Regions from separate parts of the Homo sapiens genome. Here regions 2, 3 and 4 are each linked to region 1. A link is a contact called in ENCODE Hi-C or POLR2A ChIA-PET data. All regions are on one chromosome and are shown on one strand. Each heading gives the region's core, a stretch centred on a gene start or an enhancer-like site at or near the end of the contact. The rest is flanking DNA. Distances are from core to core; before and after follow the strand shown. Region 1 holds the start of MCU (mitochondrial calcium uniporter). Region 2 holds the start of PPP3CB-AS1 (PPP3CB antisense RNA 1). Region 3 holds the start of VSIR (V-set immunoregulatory receptor). Region 4 holds the start of ANXA7 (annexin A7).

The links. Hi-C counts contacts between places; a loop is a spot of excess contacts on that map. ChIA-PET counts read pairs that join two places held with the same protein, here RNA polymerase II (POLR2A). Pooled maps may share reads with other maps.
Region 2: a loop to region 1 is called in a map of CD8-positive, alpha-beta T cell, with 10 times the contacts of the local background. The contact joins the promoter of PPP3CB-AS1 here to the promoter of MCU in region 1. A Hi-C loop is called at or near these places in 1 of 168 maps with a recorded cell type or tissue (CD8-positive, alpha-beta T cell) and 8 of 50 pooled maps. POLR2A ChIA-PET finds 5 or more read pairs at or near these places in 3 of 52 experiments (MCF 10A, OCI-LY7 and WTC11).
Region 3: a loop to region 1 is called in a map of CD8-positive, alpha-beta T cell, with 8 times the contacts of the local background. The contact joins the promoter of VSIR here to the promoter of MCU in region 1. A Hi-C loop is called at or near these places in 1 of 168 maps with a recorded cell type or tissue (CD8-positive, alpha-beta T cell) and 7 of 50 pooled maps. POLR2A ChIA-PET finds 5 or more read pairs at or near these places in 1 of 52 experiments (WTC11).
Region 4: a map of CD8-positive, alpha-beta T cell shows a loop between it and region 1 (3-fold over the local background). The contact joins the promoter of ANXA7 here to the promoter of MCU in region 1. A Hi-C loop is called at or near these places in 1 of 168 maps with a recorded cell type or tissue (CD8-positive, alpha-beta T cell), 1 of 37 single-sample maps with no recorded cell type and 6 of 50 pooled maps. POLR2A ChIA-PET finds 5 or more read pairs at or near these places in 2 of 52 experiments (BJ and activated CD4-positive, alpha-beta T cell).

The regions. Positions count from the first base shown.
Region 1 is chr10:72,689,844-72,694,121 of GRCh38, forward strand. It overlaps MCU (mitochondrial calcium uniporter), which reads left to right and starts at 2,300. Exons shown (of 8, transcript NM_138357.3): 1 at 2,300-2,458. The coding sequence starts at 2,309. RefSeq lists enhancers at 1,918-1,977, 3,648-3,737 and silencers at 2,178-2,637, 2,728-2,777, 2,798-2,887.
Region 2 is chr10:73,493,771-73,498,093 of GRCh38, forward strand. PPP3CB-AS1 (PPP3CB antisense RNA 1) reads left to right here and starts at 1,982. Exons shown (of 5, transcript NR_132104.1): 1 at 1,982-2,047; 2 at 2,372-2,713. PPP3CB (protein phosphatase 3 catalytic subunit beta) reads right to left here and starts at 2,254. Exons shown (of 14, transcript NM_021132.4): 1 at 2,035-2,254. The coding sequence starts at 2,119. USP54 (ubiquitin specific peptidase 54) reads right to left here. Exons shown (of 24, transcript NM_001391956.1): 24 at 3,768-4,323. RefSeq lists enhancers at 1,321-1,780, 2,271-2,460 and a silencer at 1,841-2,190.
Region 3 is chr10:71,771,623-71,775,722 of GRCh38, forward strand. It overlaps VSIR (V-set immunoregulatory receptor), which reads right to left and starts at 1,898. Exons shown (of 7, transcript NM_022153.2): 1 at 1,736-1,898. The coding sequence starts at 1,817. All of the region lies in intron 38 of CDH23 (cadherin related 23), which reads left to right. RefSeq lists silencers at 1,698-1,777, 1,798-2,127.
Region 4 is chr10:73,412,070-73,416,081 of GRCh38, forward strand. It overlaps ANXA7 (annexin A7), which reads right to left and starts at 1,989. Exons shown (of 13, transcript NM_001156.5): 1 at 1,943-1,989. RefSeq lists enhancers at 1,003-1,122, 1,133-1,212 and a silencer at 1,613-2,172.

The sequences.
Region 1 (4,278 bases), core at 1,050-3,549:
CCAACCAGCTCATATGAGATATGTCCTTTGCAGCTATGAAGAAGTTTTTCTCTGTGAGGAGATAATTGATATTTGTTTAAATTAATTGCCGGCCTTGGATTATCAACACCCAGAACTGAGTATAGTCAGTGAATCCTCAGATTTATACAGCCTATCTCTCTCTGGTGCATCAGTGGTTTCATCTTAGTAGATAAAAGATGACACATTTTGGTAAATAGGTAGGATGAAAACTTTTGCTAATACTGCCCATTTCATGTTTGTGCACTTAAAAGTATTATTTACTTAGTTCTTTTGCTAATGCATATGAGTAAATCTCACTGCAGGATGCACATCTAATTTTCATGCTTGGAAAAATAGAGTAAAGGCAATTCTAGTAAAATTTCTTAAAGTGGAAAGTGGAAATGGAGCAATCCTGATTCATAGCTAGATCTGGTGACAGCACAGAAAATAAAAACAAAACTAAAATCCATGGTGATCTCTGTAAGAAGGCATGAAGGGGTGAGAGAGAAAATGGCACAGCATGGGTAAATACATCAAATGCAGTTGGGATAAATATAGATGGGTGGAAAATAATTGTAAGGGAAATTGTTCCAGGAATGTCATGGATTTCCAACTAGGGGGATTACTGTGTGCAGCTGTTGAATGGGGGCTCATTCTTGAGGTCTCAAGTTCCACCTGTTGGGCAATAAAGCCTTTTGAGTGAGTGACATGATATCTACCCCGGAGAAGCCAATCATCTCACTGTTTTGGTGTAGGTGGGGCATAAGGATTAAACAAACAAAAAACTTCCACGTCATTTTTTAGCTATTCTTGGCCAAGAAGGTACCATTTCAGTCAAACTTTAAAGAATATTCTTAGAATAAGTGATAACATTTTCTTCGTATTTATGTGTGTGTTTTGTTTTTGTTTTAAATTTATCATCTAAGGCTACACTACAAAGATGTTTTCCAAAATTTAAAATAATGCTTGTATTTGCTTCCCAAACTATTTTCCTGCTCCAGATTTTAAAAAGAGGTGTGAGAATTTAATCAGCTCATAATAATAAACAGCTAGCAAGGAAATACTCTTCTAAGGAAATTCAGGACCCAAAATCTTTCTTAGGCAGTATTCAAGGAGCCCTCATTGTGAGTTTAAGTGGAAAGAAGTGTTTTTCAAGAGAAAGTGTTTGTTATTCCAAAGCGTATTCTGATAACTATTTCGGCAAAATTATGAAGCATCATTAAAATAGCCTTTTACATGAATTTTTTTTTTTTTTTTTGAGATGGAGTCTTGCTGTGTCGCCCAGGCTGGAGTGCAATGGCCCGATCTCGGTTCACTGCAAGCTCCGTCTCCCGGGTTCACACCATTCTCCTGCCTCAGCCTCCGGAATAGCTGGGACTATAAGCGCCCGCCACCACGCCTGGCTAATTTTTTGTATTTTTAGTACAGATGGGGTTTCACCGTGTTAGCCAGGATGGTCTCGATCTCCTGACCTCGTGATCCGCCCGCCTCTGCCTCCCAAAGTGCTGGGATTACAGGCGTGAGCCACCGCGCCCGGCCTTACATGATTTTTTATTACGTTATTAATGTGTTCTGTTTCTGTAAATGCACACAAAGTCAAATATGATAAAATAGTGCTGTTTCTGGAGAGTGTGAGAATATCCGTATAAAGGTGCTGTAAAAATGAATTGGGTATTTGAGATGTATACACGTCAGTTAATTCACTCTGAAGGCATGTACTCATTCTGGGACTTTGATATTGTAATCGTTCTACCTCTCCTATATTATGCTACGCATCACAGTCATTAGATCACTCCGTGATGTAGAGTTAATTTCAGCATATCTAAATATTATCAGTTATGAATGATAATTCTAGGCGTGTAGTTGAGAGTTACAGCATACACCGTTAATGGTTATTAATTTGGTGCCTATTTTGCCAACTTAGAACACTCACTTAGAACTCAACTTCGAACAAAGCTTTTCACAAATATCTATATCCCCCGTTACTCTTATCATAGCTCTATTGTTGGTGAAGATTAGCCGAACTGAACATGCCATCTCTATTGCTGTTATTTTCACGGGTTTGGGTGTCAATTATGGGTTCCCTAGAATTTGCCCGTAATTGACTATGTCCCACTATAGGTAACTCTGGAAGGGACTGGCAGCTTCCAGTGTGGTTCTCCCGCCTGTCGATTGGACCTTGCAGGAAGCCCCGCCTCATCAACTCAGTCAAGGGCTTTAGTTGGCCCGGCGTCGGTGAGTGGCGGGTCTTAGCTCCGCCCTGGCCGTCCGCTGCGCTGCCTGGGTCGGCGCCGTTTCCAGTTGAGAGATGGCGGCCGCCGCAGGTAGATCGCTCCTGCTGCTCCTCTCCTCTCGGGGCGGCGGCGGCGGGGGCGCCGGCGGCTGCGGGGCGCTGACTGCCGGCTGCTTCCCTGGGCTGGGCGTCAGCCGCCACCGGCAGCAGCAGCACCACCGGACGGTGAGCGAGCGCGCCCGGAGGCTCCGGGGAGGGCGGGGCGGCGCTGGCGTGTGGGAGCCGCCGGCGGGCAGGCCGCCGGGGCAGCAGGCGAGTTACCTCAACTCCCGGCCGCTCCGGAGGTTGCCGGGCACCGAGGAGCCGCCGTGCCCTTCAGGCGCCTGCGGCGGCGACCAGGAAGGGAGGGCGGGCGGGAGGAAGCCGAGAGGAGGAGGAGGGGCGACGGCGGGGATGTTCCCGCAGGACTGGGGACACCAGGGCGGGGAAGGCACGGGACTTGAACCTCTCCCCGACTCGCCCCCAATCGCGTTCCCTCCCTTCTTCGTTCTTAACAGCCCTGCCCCAAGGCTCCCTGAACGGAGCCAGATGGAAGTTGTCCCCTTTCCCTCCTCCTCCGGGCGGGTTGGGGAGTTCTGAGTTGCCGCGGCCGCCTTGTGTGTGCCAGGAGAGTGGCAGTGCCATGCTGCTGGGAGCTGCCCCGGAGAGCAGCCCAGGACCCCGGCGGGGCCGCCCCTCGTCCTCTCTCGTCCCCGAGGGGTCGGGCAGGAAGGAAAATCAAACTTTATTCCCCTCTGTGACTTCCTCTGTGTGTGTGCATGGGGAACCGGCTCCCTCGAGATGGATGCTGCATTGCTTCAGGAGGCAAGCTTCATCCTCTTGGGTCCTTAAAGGTGCTTTTGGGGGTCCTTTCGAGGGCTACTGTATAAGCGTGTTCACGCGTGCCTGAAGCGGGAAGGGTGGTCAGCAGGCACAGGAGAAGCGAATATGGTAAGTTGTTGACAGAGGCAGAGATTTGGTGGTTGTATTAACCAGTTGTTGCTGGGTTTCATTGGCTGGCAGAAAAAGAGGATTTCTGTTTGAACACTCTTGGGTGAGTGTGTGTGTGTGTGTGTGTGTGTGTGAGAGAGAGAGAGACAGAGTGTGAGAGAGATTTCTTTTTTCAATTGCAAGAGATGAATTTGGCATGGAGTTCTTAACCTAACAAGTCAGGAGGTTTCCTTCCCTTGGACTTTCTAGACCTATATGTGTTGGTCTCTGGCCAGCTCTGAGGGAAAGAATGTAGGTTTTATTTGCTGGGGCTGAGTTGTATAGTGTGATTATTGGAGGATCACTGCAAACAGCTTGATAGGAGAAACTACAATAGTACCTTCAACCCTCAATAAACACATCGCCTGCCTTGTTCTGATCATAACTCTTAAGAGGAAACTGAACTGGAGCTCTTCGGAGAGGATACTCCTAAGGCCAATGACAGCATCAAAATCGAGTGCCTGAAAGATCTATGAAAAGACCTAATGCTCTGCAAAAGCAAGGTTGTATTGTTATTATTAGTCATAGGTATGGACCCTATCCTCATTCTTGTGAGAAGATTGTACCTCTTTTTATTTGGCATACTGGCATATTGCTTTGCTGAAGCTTTTGGGTGACAGCCAAGAGCTTTTCCACAGTTCAATTTAATTTGCATGTTTCATAGCCTCTAGTTATGTGTTTTGTTCTCTTAAAAACATAAGGCCACCCCAAATTTTGATTGCATTCCCCTTTCCGTCGAACTACTTAAAGGCTTCCCAAGTTGTCCTTAAGTCCATATTTTGATAAGACATCTTCTGACTTTGCACAGTTTTTAAGACTGTTTGGGTGTGATATTCATTTAGCATTTTAAAAAATTTGTGCCTTGTATATTTTCCACTATGCAAATTTGTCAGGCTGTGAGTGTCTCCCTTGTGGGGATACTTCACGAAGGTGTTCTCTGTGCTATTCTAGGGTGGGTAAAAATGAAGTGCTGAATTTGTAACTGAAAGCACAATTAAAACGAAGTGTTATTTCTA
Region 2 (4,323 bases), core at 732-3,231, 800 kb after region 1:
TATATTAACAAGCTCCTTTCCTATTTATCTAAATCAAATGGCTTTTATTCCACACCAATAACCTGCAAATATGACTGCCTTGGACTCACAACTCACCCCTAAGGAATCTGCCTTATGTTTGGAATCTTATTTTCACTGCATTAAAGCAGTACAGAAAAAACATTACCATATATATGACAAGGAATAAGAAGATTCACAAACGTAAGGATAGCATAAACTCATTGTTCAGGAATGTGATTGGTTACCCCATCTAACAGTCTGGTGAAAAGTGCCCAGGGAAATGAACACACAACACAGAAATACAGTCAGAAAATGAAGAGGTAGCCAATGTCCCGTTCCCACCCCCACAAAACTCCAGGATTTCTTGATAGAATGAATGTCTGCATTACTATTTTTTTTTTAAGATTTCTCTGTATTAAGGATTCCATAAACTCGTTATTCAGCTCATTCCAATGCCTGGCCCAACTGGATATACTACTAACTTAAGCCTAGGTGCAAATCAGTGTTTTGTTTTTGTTTTTGTTTTTGTTTTTGGAGACAGGGTCTGGCTCTGTCGTCCAGGTTGGAGCACACTGGCGCAAATCTCGGCTCACTGCAACTTCTGCCTCTCGGGCTCCAGTGATTCTCGTGCCTCAGCCTCCCGATCCGCTGGGACTACAGGGGCGCGCCACCATGCCCGGCTAATTTTTATTTTTTGTATTTTTGGTAGAGAAAAGGTTTCGCCATGTTGCCCAGGCTGGTCTCCAACTCCTGAGTTCAAGCGATCCGCCTGCCTCAGCATCCGAAAGTGCTGGGATTACAGATGTGAGCCACCACGCCAGGCCAAATTAGTATTATTCTTTTAAGAACCGAAGAAGGCTCAGGTTGAAAATTTTTAATTAAAAAAAAAAAAGAAAAAAGGTTTCCTTGTTTTTAAATATTTTAATGGAAACATATGAGTCAGATTTCAAAAAGTAGGCTAACGGTGTTTAAATACTGTGCCAGTGTATTTGAGAAGCTGAATGAAAACAAAAGTACCTATATTTTAAAAATAAATACAATACAAATAAGGAAAAGTTCATTCTACGATTTCAATTTATCAATCAAGCTACATGGTAAAGAGAATCATTTCAATTGTTTTTCACCTCCACAGCAGTGTTTGAGGTTGGTAGGCTCTCCCAGGAAGCTTGGAATCTTAAGCAACTCTCAATTAGCCCTCAATTTCTCTATTTTAAATTAATCTGCTGACCTGTTGTGGGTAAACATCCATAAATTCTGCCCTGGCTGAGAAACATTTAACTTTTTCGTCTAGGATGAATGTGTGGGTGTGTGTTTGTAAGGGAGGGGTAACTCCTTTTGACCAAAGTGTTGATGGTTTTCTAAGTAAATACTTGCTATCCACAAGAATTTTTTTTTTCGTTTATGCTGCTTTTTCTCCCTTTCTGCACTATAAAGGCTGGCCTTCCAATTCCTGCCCCGACCCTTCACCGTGATCCAATCCCACAAGGTTCCCCTAATTTCTGCTCCGGGTGGCACCTGACGGCCAAAAGTGAACCCCTGCGGTTGTCGCCAGCTAGACGCGGATAGGGCGGACGACTGTCACCGGGGAGCAGGCGTGGGCCAAAGCCGAGGTGATTTCTGACTGCTCACTGGCGGGCCTCGCGTGGCTGAAGGTCTCCGAGCCCCTCGGTTCGCCCCGGCAAGCCAGAAGTGCAGCTGTCGCGGGGCAGGAAGCTAATCGCGGCCCCTGCGCCGCTTTGACAGGCCGAGTGAAGAGAAAACGGGCTCACTGCAGCTAACAGCCTCACCCCTTGGGCTAGGAAGCCACGGAAGCAAAACCTCCGCCCCGGCCTGAAAGCAACCGGGAGACCGCGGAACCACTGCCACCGACTCAGCCCTGCCCAGCAGGGGCCCGCCCAGGGGCCACTCCCCAAGGGAGGCAGCCAGTCACTCGCCCGCCCTTCCGGGCCCACTCCCGAGGGGACGGTCTCCCGCCCGCCCTCACACACAGCTAGCTCTTCAGGCCAGGCCCCCAGGGTTTCGTCCACCTCTCACCTTTGACGACGCGGTCAGCCCCGGGAGGGGGCGGCGGGGGCGGGGGTGGGGGCGGTGCAGCCCGGGCCGGCTCCGGGGCGGCCATGCTGGGCCCGGGGCTCGGCTAGGCTCTGGGCCGGGCGGGGTTGGGGGCGGGGGCGGCGGCTACCAGAGCCAAGCGGCGGCGCCGCCGGGGAACATGGCGGACCCTCTTTCCCTACAGAGGGGCTAAGACCGGCATGCACTGCGCGTGCGGGGGTGGGGGCGGGGTAGGCTCTAGGGACTTGGGCAAAATTACTGAAGCTAGGAGAGAAACAGGACGAGGCCAAGGGATCAGGTTAAAATTCTTTGCATGCAGAATGAAGAATGAGGAGGTGCTGCGATCGAACGACTGCGAGGAAACACACCCGCTCTCATGGCATTCCCAGTAAACTGAGAAGACGTGATTAAACCTCAGGATCTCCTACTAATAGAGAAATGTATAACGATTTAGCTACCAGATCTGAATACTGAAGGGTTGGTAGGGGACCAGAGAATAGAGGAAGCATTGTAGGTTCTAGAGTGGAGAAGGGACCATCCAAAATGGAGTTTGAAAGAGAATTCTGGCCTTTGTGTTTAGAGTCTGGAATTGTCAAGAGTCTGAAAGCACAGAATAAGACTGCAGCTAGAGCAATTTAGGCGCCATAGTTTGTCAAAACAGGTAAGGGGAATAAAGGGGATGACACCAAGAGATGTGCAAAGAATCTGAAGAATTCACCTGAAAAGGATACAACCTCCTCCTGGAAGGCAGAGGAGTAAATAGGGAATTGGAAATTAATTCCTTATTTCTGCACATGCACAGAATCTGGGCCCAGGTGACTTATGGAACCTTTATAGAGACCACGGTGACTGACACTCATGGGAAAGGGGGTAGAGGGGCAAGAACTGACTGTTCATCAAAAATTATTAGATGAGTGTGTCCACGACACCAGGAGATATGTTGAATCATGGACAGGGACCAGCATATCCACTAAGCTCTATATATCTTGATGGTGCAGGATCCAAGTGGGATGGAACAACCAATTCCTGCCCATCCTCCTGCTCAATAATACATGTGCTCAGAATCTGTTCATAATGCATGGTGGTAAGTAAGTAGTAGTCCGAAGGTCCAAGGAGTACCTTTCTACCTCTTCTTTGTGTCAATTTCTATCCTGAGACCCCAGGAAAAGAGGAAGGGAAAGACCCAACAATGGATTTTTTCCAAAAAGGGAACCCACAAGCTATTTTTTAGAGGGAAGAGTCTCGGGAGTGAGGCACAGGTGAAAATGGATCTTTCTGGCATGGAAGGGCCATAACACCACAGGGGAAGGGAAAGGGAGAGGCCCCCACGGAAGGAGAGGAAGGAAGGGACAGGAGGCACGTCACAAACTTATAAGATAGAGGGAAGGCACCTGGAGTACATTGATCAGGAGTGAGTCTGTAAGAAGAGCTTGAATCCCCAGAAAATCTTCCTAAGGAGGGGAGGAAGGAAGTGTATAATGTACTGAGTACTGAATGCTCTGTCAGGAAAGGGATGGGAAACATCCTAGCAGCAATACTAGAAAGGAAAGGCACCCTATTTTAGGACCCATTGATTCCCACCTTGATTGTATATCCTTCAACTCGTCTCTGGCTCCTCACTTCCACTCAGTCAAAAGCCACTTCATATATTTATCCAGACTTCCAGCCCCAATACAAAGAAAGCAAGAGCATACAAAGGGAAGAATGACAAGGAATTAAATAGAACTGTCTTATAGATTTATTAATGAAAAATACTTTACAAAAACAGTATGTTTGGCCTAAAATAGTTCAGCTGACTCTGAGGGTTTACATTGACGACTGAGCAAGTGGCAATAATGGCTGTGTTATTGAGGACAGAAGGCTGTGTTAGTGTGCCTGACTCCATCTGTTCAAAAGGGTGAATGTTATGTTGGCAGCTCCGCATTCTAGGCCTAAGGTTTGGAGGGCACAGGGAATGCTGACAGGCCATAATACCTGGGCAGGGGGGCTGCCCTGATGATGTCATCAGAACCATGACCACAGGGCTACATGTCCCCCCAAGGATGGGAGACAGGGAAGACAAAGGGTCAGGTAATAGGGATAGGTGGATAAAACAAAGAGTAGAAGTTGGGAGTATAGTAGGGAACAGAGGATGAGGGCTCAGGTGGAGGTGGGGACATAAAGCATCCAGGAATAAAATGTGACCTTAAAATCCTAAGGAATGGCTAGTATCCAGAGTAATACCATGGATTCATCTTTAAAGTGGCTCAGATAAAACCCTTAAACAGCAGC
Region 3 (4,100 bases), core at 648-3,147, 920 kb before region 1:
GCTTCTGGCTCCTTTCAGTGGAAAGCTGCAGCCAGCCTAAATCATCTCCCTGTGCTGGGCCCAGGAAGAGATGACCCTTTAGTATACCATGTTGTTTGAGTAGCCAAGACCTCTGGGAGTAAAGGCCCCTGGCCATATAAGCAATATAGGGGAAGGCGTCCTGAGCTCCTCTTGGGGCCTCTCTGCTACTGGGTGCTCTGCAAGCTGGGTCCCTGTGCCCTGGATCTCTAGAAATGTTTCTCAAATTGGGGCTGCTGAACAGAGGGCAGCCCAGCCAAGTGAGGGCAGGAAGTGGGCAAGAAAGCAGGAAGGGTCTCACAGGGCCACCAGGGAGGGCAGTGCAGGGCAGGTGGCCCATGACAGGTGGGATGCTGGCTTGCCTGCCTGCCACCATCCTCTGTTCCTTCTGGAAGCCATGCCCTGCCATGAGCCATGGCCTTGGTGCTGAGACTGTCCATTCCACCTCCCATTCTCCTCCTCCCTCTGACTGTCACCTTGAGAAGCATCCACCCTGGGGCTTAGGGCAGCTGTGTCTGTGACATGTGGAGCCCTCCTCCTCCTCAGAGGCCCAGGCCAGCCTCCAAGTGCTGAGATAGCCAGCTGCCTGTGGGCACCCAGGTTGCTAAGGTATCTTCCAGGTTCAGCCTCCTCCTCTCCCTCTTATCCTATCACCCTCTCCTTCTATTCCATCCTGCCCACTGGGTCCCTGTGCCAAGCCCTCCACCTCCCTCCTGCCTCCCTCCGAGTCCCTGCATGACTCATACTTTCCCTGGGCCCTCCCTATAAAGTTTGGTTCCACAGGCTCTTTGAAGAGATCCAGCCTCTTCAGCTCTGGGCAGGCAAGAACTAGGCAACCAGGCCATGGGTACCAGGGCCTCTGCCCCCAGCCCGGGAGCCCCTGTGTTGGGGCCAGGATACTATCTGAACATGCTGACAGTCTGGACTTTGGAAGGGGAAAATGGTGCTTCCCTGTGTGGGCTTCTGTGTTTGAGCTGAGGAAACTGAGGCCAGAGAGATGCCGTAATTTATCCAGGGACCCAGAAGGGGCTCATAGCTGAGCTGAAGAGTGTCCCACATCCTCCCCAGTACTCCACACTGGTCCCTGAGTGGCAGCCTTGCTAGGATGGCAGGAATCAGCTGACCACTTATTCCTGGGCCATCAGACCCTTAGAATAGGGACCAGGTGGGCAGTGCTGCCTCTGTGTCTGAAAGTGGACCCACCGTGACCAGTGCCCAGTGCCCACCAAGGCTCAGCCAGGGGTTTCACCAGGGCATGGGGCACTGGCTGAGCATACCACGCCCTCTGTGTCCTCTGCAACACTAGAGCCCTGAGACTAGAGGGGCAGAAAGATGCCAGCTGTCAAAAGCCAGTGATATCCACCAGAACACACTGACCGCCCCCACCCTGTGCCTCTCCTTCTTTGCAGAAGCTACCTGTGCCCTGGGTTCTCTGGGCAGGGAAGGGCTGGACAGGCAGCCCTCAGGGGACAGCCCTGCCTGCCACTTGGGCAGCTGTCAGAGCATGCAGATGTGCCCGATGCCTAGCTGGGGCACTTGGCACAGTTGCCACTGCACCCTGCCTAGGGGTCCCAGCAGCCTCTGGGCGGTGGGTGGAGTGGGGTGCACGGTCACACAGGCTGAGAGGGCCCCCAGGACGCCCCCATCCCACAGTTCCCACTCCAGTCTGCTGTCTTCTCCCAGCTTTTTCCCAGCGCCCCGCCTCCCCCGACCTTACCTAGGGACGCAGCCAGGAAGAGAGCGAAGAGCAGGGATCCCCAGCGCCAGCTGCCGGCCTCCAGGGCCGTGGGGACGCCCATGTCGCCGTCGGACGCGCAGAGGAACTTCTGGTGCCGGGGAGCGGGCGGGACGCGGCCGGCGCGGGGAAGCCTCCCGCGACTGAGTGCGAGCGAGTGAGCGCTGCGGGCGGCCCCAGCGCCGTGCTCCAGGCACCCGCCCCCTTCGCGCAGCGCCCCCGGGGGGCCGTGTGGGGGAACTGCCTCTCCGAGGGCCGCGTGGGAGGGGCTTCCCGGAGGCCGGCCCCGTGGGTGGGGAGCCAGCGTGCGTCCCAGCGAGTCAGCTCCACTTGATCGGCAGTTTAAAGCCCGTTCTACCGTCCCCCAGTCCTTTTGGAGAGAAATTATTATTGCTGCGCAGCCTAAGAAGTAGATCTACCTCTAACAGCGTGATAGACGTTACCATGGCTTGCATCTGCCCTCAGCCACCAGCCTTTGAGTGATCTGGGGACAGAGACTTGTACCCTACATCCTCCAGCCAGACCAGGGCTTGGTATGTGGTAGGCACTCCCAGCTGTGGAATGAGTGAGTAAATGAGTGAATGAATGAAATCTGACATTGTGAAGAGCTAGGCAAGCTGGAGCCAGTTTAACTGTAGATTCAGAGCCTGAGGCACCCTGAGTGCATGCGCGCGCGCACACACACACACACACACACACACACACACACACACAGAACAGGTGCAGGACTACACGCCAAGATCAGCACATCCCTACCCCGGGACACACACAGATATGCAGGCAACACCTGTTGGCGTGCCCCACAGCACATCCTGCAAGCTCCCCTCCGGCAGAGGCCTCAGCTGTCCGCCTGGCTGTGCACCCGCCCTCCCTCCCTGGTGCCTGGATATCTGCAGGACACTCTGATGCACCCTAACTTCTAGTGCCTCTGCTCTTGCACCCACACCCAGCACTGCTGGCACCACTGGAATGTCTCTCCCCTCCTAATTCTTCTCATCCCTCAGGGCTCAGCTCAAGTCCTCCCACTTCACGAAATGTCCTGACCCTTCCTTTTTCCCGGCAAATCCTTACTGTCCACACCCCCTTCAGCTACCACCTCCAGCCTGAGATAACCAGCAGTTGGTTCTTCTTCCGGCTGTTCTGCCCTCCAGAGCGAAACTACAAACCTCTCTCTGATGTTTCTGAGACCCTAGCACAAAGCTGGGCGTGGAGAAGGTTTTACTGCACTTTTATCTGAATGGACAAACCAATGAGTGAGTGAGTGATTGTGTGATGGAGGAGCAGAGGTGATCGTGGCCAGGACCAGGGATCACAGGAGTGGAAGAGCACAGCCATTTTACTCAGTTTACCCCAGTCTAGCTGAAGCTTCCAGGGGTTTTTCTGGCACTTTAGGGATCTTGGGTTAATAGGTGACTCCTAGGCTGAGAGGCAGAGGACACTCAGAGTCTGACTGGGTCAGGAACCAGGGTATCAGGACTCAATGGGAGCCAGGAGTCCTGGGGGCCTTGTGGGTGGCCTGATCCAAGTCACGGGCTCTCTGGAGGCCCTTAGCCCTTGCTCTAAGGGCAGGGAAGGCTACAACAGAGGAAGGCTGAGGCATCATGTTATTACTAAGTGAACTTGTGCAGGCCCAGTCCCCCTGGAGCCAGTGAACTCCCCAGGATGGGAGCCCCAGAGGCTGGCAGGACATAACCCAGGTCCTTGGGCATGCTCCTGGCCTTGTGACCCCACCTTGGAAGGCAGCCCAGGGCCCTTCCTGCTGGCATAGCATGAGCTCCCTTCCACCAGGGGAGGTACAAAGCCAACTGAGATCAGGTGGACACCGGGCCCTTCTCACCCTGACATCCTCTGGCAAGTGAGGGGGGTCCCTTAAGGGCAAGATCCTAGAGCACCACCCCATCTCAACCCTTCCTGGACTGGCTTTGCTCAGGACACCCTTGAAACCAGACTCCCTCTTCCCCAGGGCCTAGCAGCCGGGGAGGGCCTGGAATTAGAGAAAGGGGAGCAATTGCCCTGCCAACCCCTTCCCCAGGGGGATAGAGCCTCTGAGCTGGGCCCAGTTCCCTCCCCCCTTTTCACTTCCTTTCTCCCTACCACACTGCCCACCACTGAGCCTCCTGGGGTTGCATCAGGGTGAGACACAGGCATTGCCCAAGGACCATGGTCCAGAAACCTCAAGCACTGTTTCCTCAACACCAGGGCAGGACAGGAAGGGCTCAGCTGAGAGGGCCTTTGGAGCACTGACTTTCTCCTCCCTCCGAGACCAGAGGAAGTCAAACCCACCTTCCCTCCCCAAGCCCAGACCTGGTCTCAGAGCAGGAGGGGCTCCAAGGCCCAACTCTGTTCA
Region 4 (4,012 bases), core at 739-3,238, 720 kb after region 1:
CTCTGTTGCCAGGCTGGAGTGCAGTGGCACGATCTCAGCTTACTGCAACCTCCGCCTCCGGGGTTCAAGAGATTCTTGTGCCTCAACCTCCTGAGTAGCTGGGACTACAGGCGCCTGCCACCACGCCCGGCTAATTTTTGTATTTTTAGTAGAGACGGGGTTTCACCGTGTTAGTCAGGATGGTCTCGATCTCCTGACCTCGTGATCCTCCCGCCTAGGCCTCCCAAAGTGCTGGGATTACAGGCGACAGCCACTGCGCCCGGCCGAGACTTACTTTTCAATGTACTTTAGCCCTTTTAGAATTGTACATATATCATTTATTCAAGAGGCAGATTTTAAACGTTTTTGTAAAAAGCTAAATAACACCCAGAGTGACTCAAAAAATTTCTCAACTTTGCCCAAGTGAATAGTAAGTCTAGAGTTTTTTGGGTTTTTTTTTTTTTTGTGACAGAGTTTCTCTCTGCCGCCCAGGCTGGAGTGCAGTGGCGATCTTGGCTCACTGCAACCTCTGCCTCCCGGGTTCAAGCGACTCTCCTGCCTCAGCCTCCAGAGTAGCTGGGATTACAGGCGCGCGCCACCACGCCCAGCTAATTTTTGTATTTTTAAGTAGAGACGGGGTTTCACCGTGTTGGTCAAGCTGGTCTCAAACTCCTCCTGACCTCGTGAATCTCTCGCCTCGGCCTCCCAAAGTGCTAGGATTACAGGAGTGAGCCACCGCGCTCGGGCTTTTTTTTTTTTTTTTTTAAACATTCTCTGTTAGCAATCACTTTTAAAAGACTAGAAAATCATTTTTGGTTTTCCAAACCACCTCCACCCAGTGAGTCAGTTAGTAAAAGGGCTGGGTCTCACCGTTTCTCATTGATGGCATGAAGCCCAGGAACCCAAGAGGCAGCTGTTGCAAATTTATGGGGGAAAAAATACACGAAACAGGAAGGGTGACTGAAGATACGCGCAACAGCGAATACAATTTTGCAAAACCGGCTTCTAGGTATGGTAGGATCATTTAAATCCGTCAGTGATGTGGAGAAAGAACATGGAGGCATGGCTAGTCCTCTGCACGGACAGGTAGGTAGCCAACCACCAGTGAGGACTGAAAGACAGTCCTCACTGAAAAGGACTGAAAGTTTGCAGTGGCCAAAATTATCTCTTTTACCTATTCAGTGCTTGAAACTCTTTCCTTGCCTGGAAGGTAACTCATTACACTCATCATCTAATTCGGACACATTTAGCAGATTAGCTGGCCATCAGCTGGCAAAAATCAGGGCGTTTACGGCAGTCGGAAGACAACAGCGTCATGTCTGTCACTTTACGGTGGACATCAGCCATCTACCTCTGCACCTTGGTTTCCTTGCGCAGTGTTTGCACAGGATGAGCTAATTTCAACACAGATTTGCTGCTGGTCGGGGAACAGCAATCAAATCTGGAATGCTATTCTAGAATAGCTTCCAAGAACTGTAAACGAGAACCAGTGTACGACCTTGGCCTGGCGCATTCTGTCCTACGGTTCACTAAACACAGTAAAAATTTCCCCAAGTTTCCCTAAATTCGCTGTGTCACCGGAAAGTACAGCCACTACCAGCCAGACGGCTTTCAGCACTGCCCGTGCGTTTCCCTACTCAGCCTCCCGCGAGGCAGCTGGGCCACGCTCCGGCCTCAGCCCCTCCACCTGCCCGAGGGCGGGGCGCCACTGGTCCCTGGGATTTCCAAACGGACGGAAGGGCTTCCCGTAAGCCAGGCCGGCCGCCTCACCCACGCCACCCCAACACACCCCGGCCGGCAGCCCGGCTACGAGACGCGCAAACCGAGTCGCCGCCATCCGGGAGGCCCACACTGCCCTCCAGCCGCGCCCCACTAGCACCGGGACAGCAGCGCCCAGAGCTGGCCGAGGGCAAGACCACCGAGGCAGACGAGGTGGGAAAGGGAGGGGGGCGCCGCTCCTCACCTGACCCCAGCAGCAGCGTCACAGCCCAACCCGGTCTCCCGCAAGATGGAGCCGGGGGCGGGCCCAGGGTGGGCGGGGCGTCTCGCGAGCCCGTTAGGATCGCGGCTGCAGCCGGGAACACCCCCGGAGCCGGAGAGGGCGCTGCGGGGAGCGGGCTGTCCCTCAGTCCCGCCCCTAGGCGCCACCTGAGGGAAAAAGACTCTCCCTTCGGGTGGCCCAGCGGATTTTTAATCACATTTATCTGTCGCAAGGACCCTGCACCAATCCCTTTTAAGGCTGCCTCAAGTCACCTAGGAAGTTGCAGCAGTCCTGGGGGTATCCGGGGCCCCTTCAGTGGCGGGCGGTAGAGAAGGGCTGAGACTGGGAGGCTGGTGCAGCCTCCCCGCCTCTGAAATACCGTCCTCCAGGTATTTTCTGGGGACAAAGACGGCGTTTTTTGTTAGCCTCCTGTGAAAGTAATATTTGTGGGAAATCTTAGTTGGAACTGTAGATGAACTAATCAAAATCACTCCCGAAAGGAGTTGTTAGGTGATTTTAGGCTCCCCTCGTGGCTACAGCATTGAACACACATTAGCATTAAACATTTGAGGCAATTACGAGGGCTCAGATCAATATTTTAAACTCGTTAAGGAATTTATATTACAGAGAAAACCAATCAGCTACCTTTTAGAGTGGTAAAAGGTAGCTTCTGGGTGTGGTCCCCCGAACAGCAGCATCACCTGGAAACGTGTTAGTAACGCAGATTATTGAACTCCACCTTAGACCTACTGAATCAAACTCCCCGGGTGGTGCCCAGCAACCTGTTTTAACAAGCCTTCCAGGTGGTTCTGATGCACACTAAAGTTTGCACATCTGATGCACATCAACTTACTTATTCCTCTACACACTTTTCTACCCAAAAGCTTCCTCATGGGGGTGGAATAGAGTGGATTACGATTTTAAATGGGAAGAGCAAGCAAAATATACGTGGCTTCCAAATAGGTGTGTGGAGTGAAAAGTATTTGAGGCAGGTCATTGCCTCATTTAACAATGGTAGACAAAATGCACAACTCTCTAGGTGACCAGCATTAATTCCCCGGCGCCCAACAGTCTGTCTACCTGGAAAATAACAGGACTTTCTGTCCTACCTACCCCAGAGACCTCCAGGATTTAAGCCTTCCCTGAGAAGCCTACTCTGTTCATTCTAGAGTTCCCTTTGTGAGCTCGTTCCAAACCCTCCCTCTGCCTTAAATACCACCATAACAGGGTATTTGCCAAACCTCTTATTTCCAGCCCACTTTCCTGAGCTGCAGGAATAGTCCAATAGTCTACTACGACATTTGCCATTTCATCCTTTCAATTCATCCTTTCTTCCTGGCATAAAAGGCGTTACAGGATCGGAGACCCTTTCCTCCTGCTACCTCTGCTTAGAAAGCACTGCTCATCTTTTAACAATTACTCATCTTAATTAGACTTGTTTTCAAGGTTGCTCATCTCCGTCTTGCTCCAATAAACTCTTCCTGATCTTCTTTTTTGTACTCAACTGGACCATTTTAATTTTTTAATTTTTTTGGAGACAGAGTCTTGCTCTGTCACCCAGGCTGGAGTGCTGTGGTGCGATCTAGGCTCACTGCAACCTCTGCCTCCGGGGTTCAAGCGATTCTCATGCCTCAGCCTCCCGTGTAGCTGGGAGGCATGTCACCACGCCCAGCTAATTTTTTTGTATTTTTAGTACAGATGGGGTTTCGCCATGTTGGCCAGGCTGGTCTCGAACTCCTGGCCTCAAGCGATCCACCTGCCTCAGCCTCCCAAAGTGCTGGATGTATTACAGGCATGAGCCACCATACCTGGTCAACATCTCTGAAGGCCATGGTATGTTCCAGAGTTCATGTGAAATAAGAGCCATCATGCTTCTAATGTGAACATCCCACTGTATCAGAGTCTGGTTTTTTTTTGTTTGTTTTTGTAGTTTTGAGACAGGGTCTCATTCTGTTGCCCAGGCTGGAGTGCAATGGCACAATCTCAGCTCATTGCAACCTCTGCTTCCCAGGTTCAACGAATTCTCCTGCCTCAGCCTCCCAAGTAGCTGGG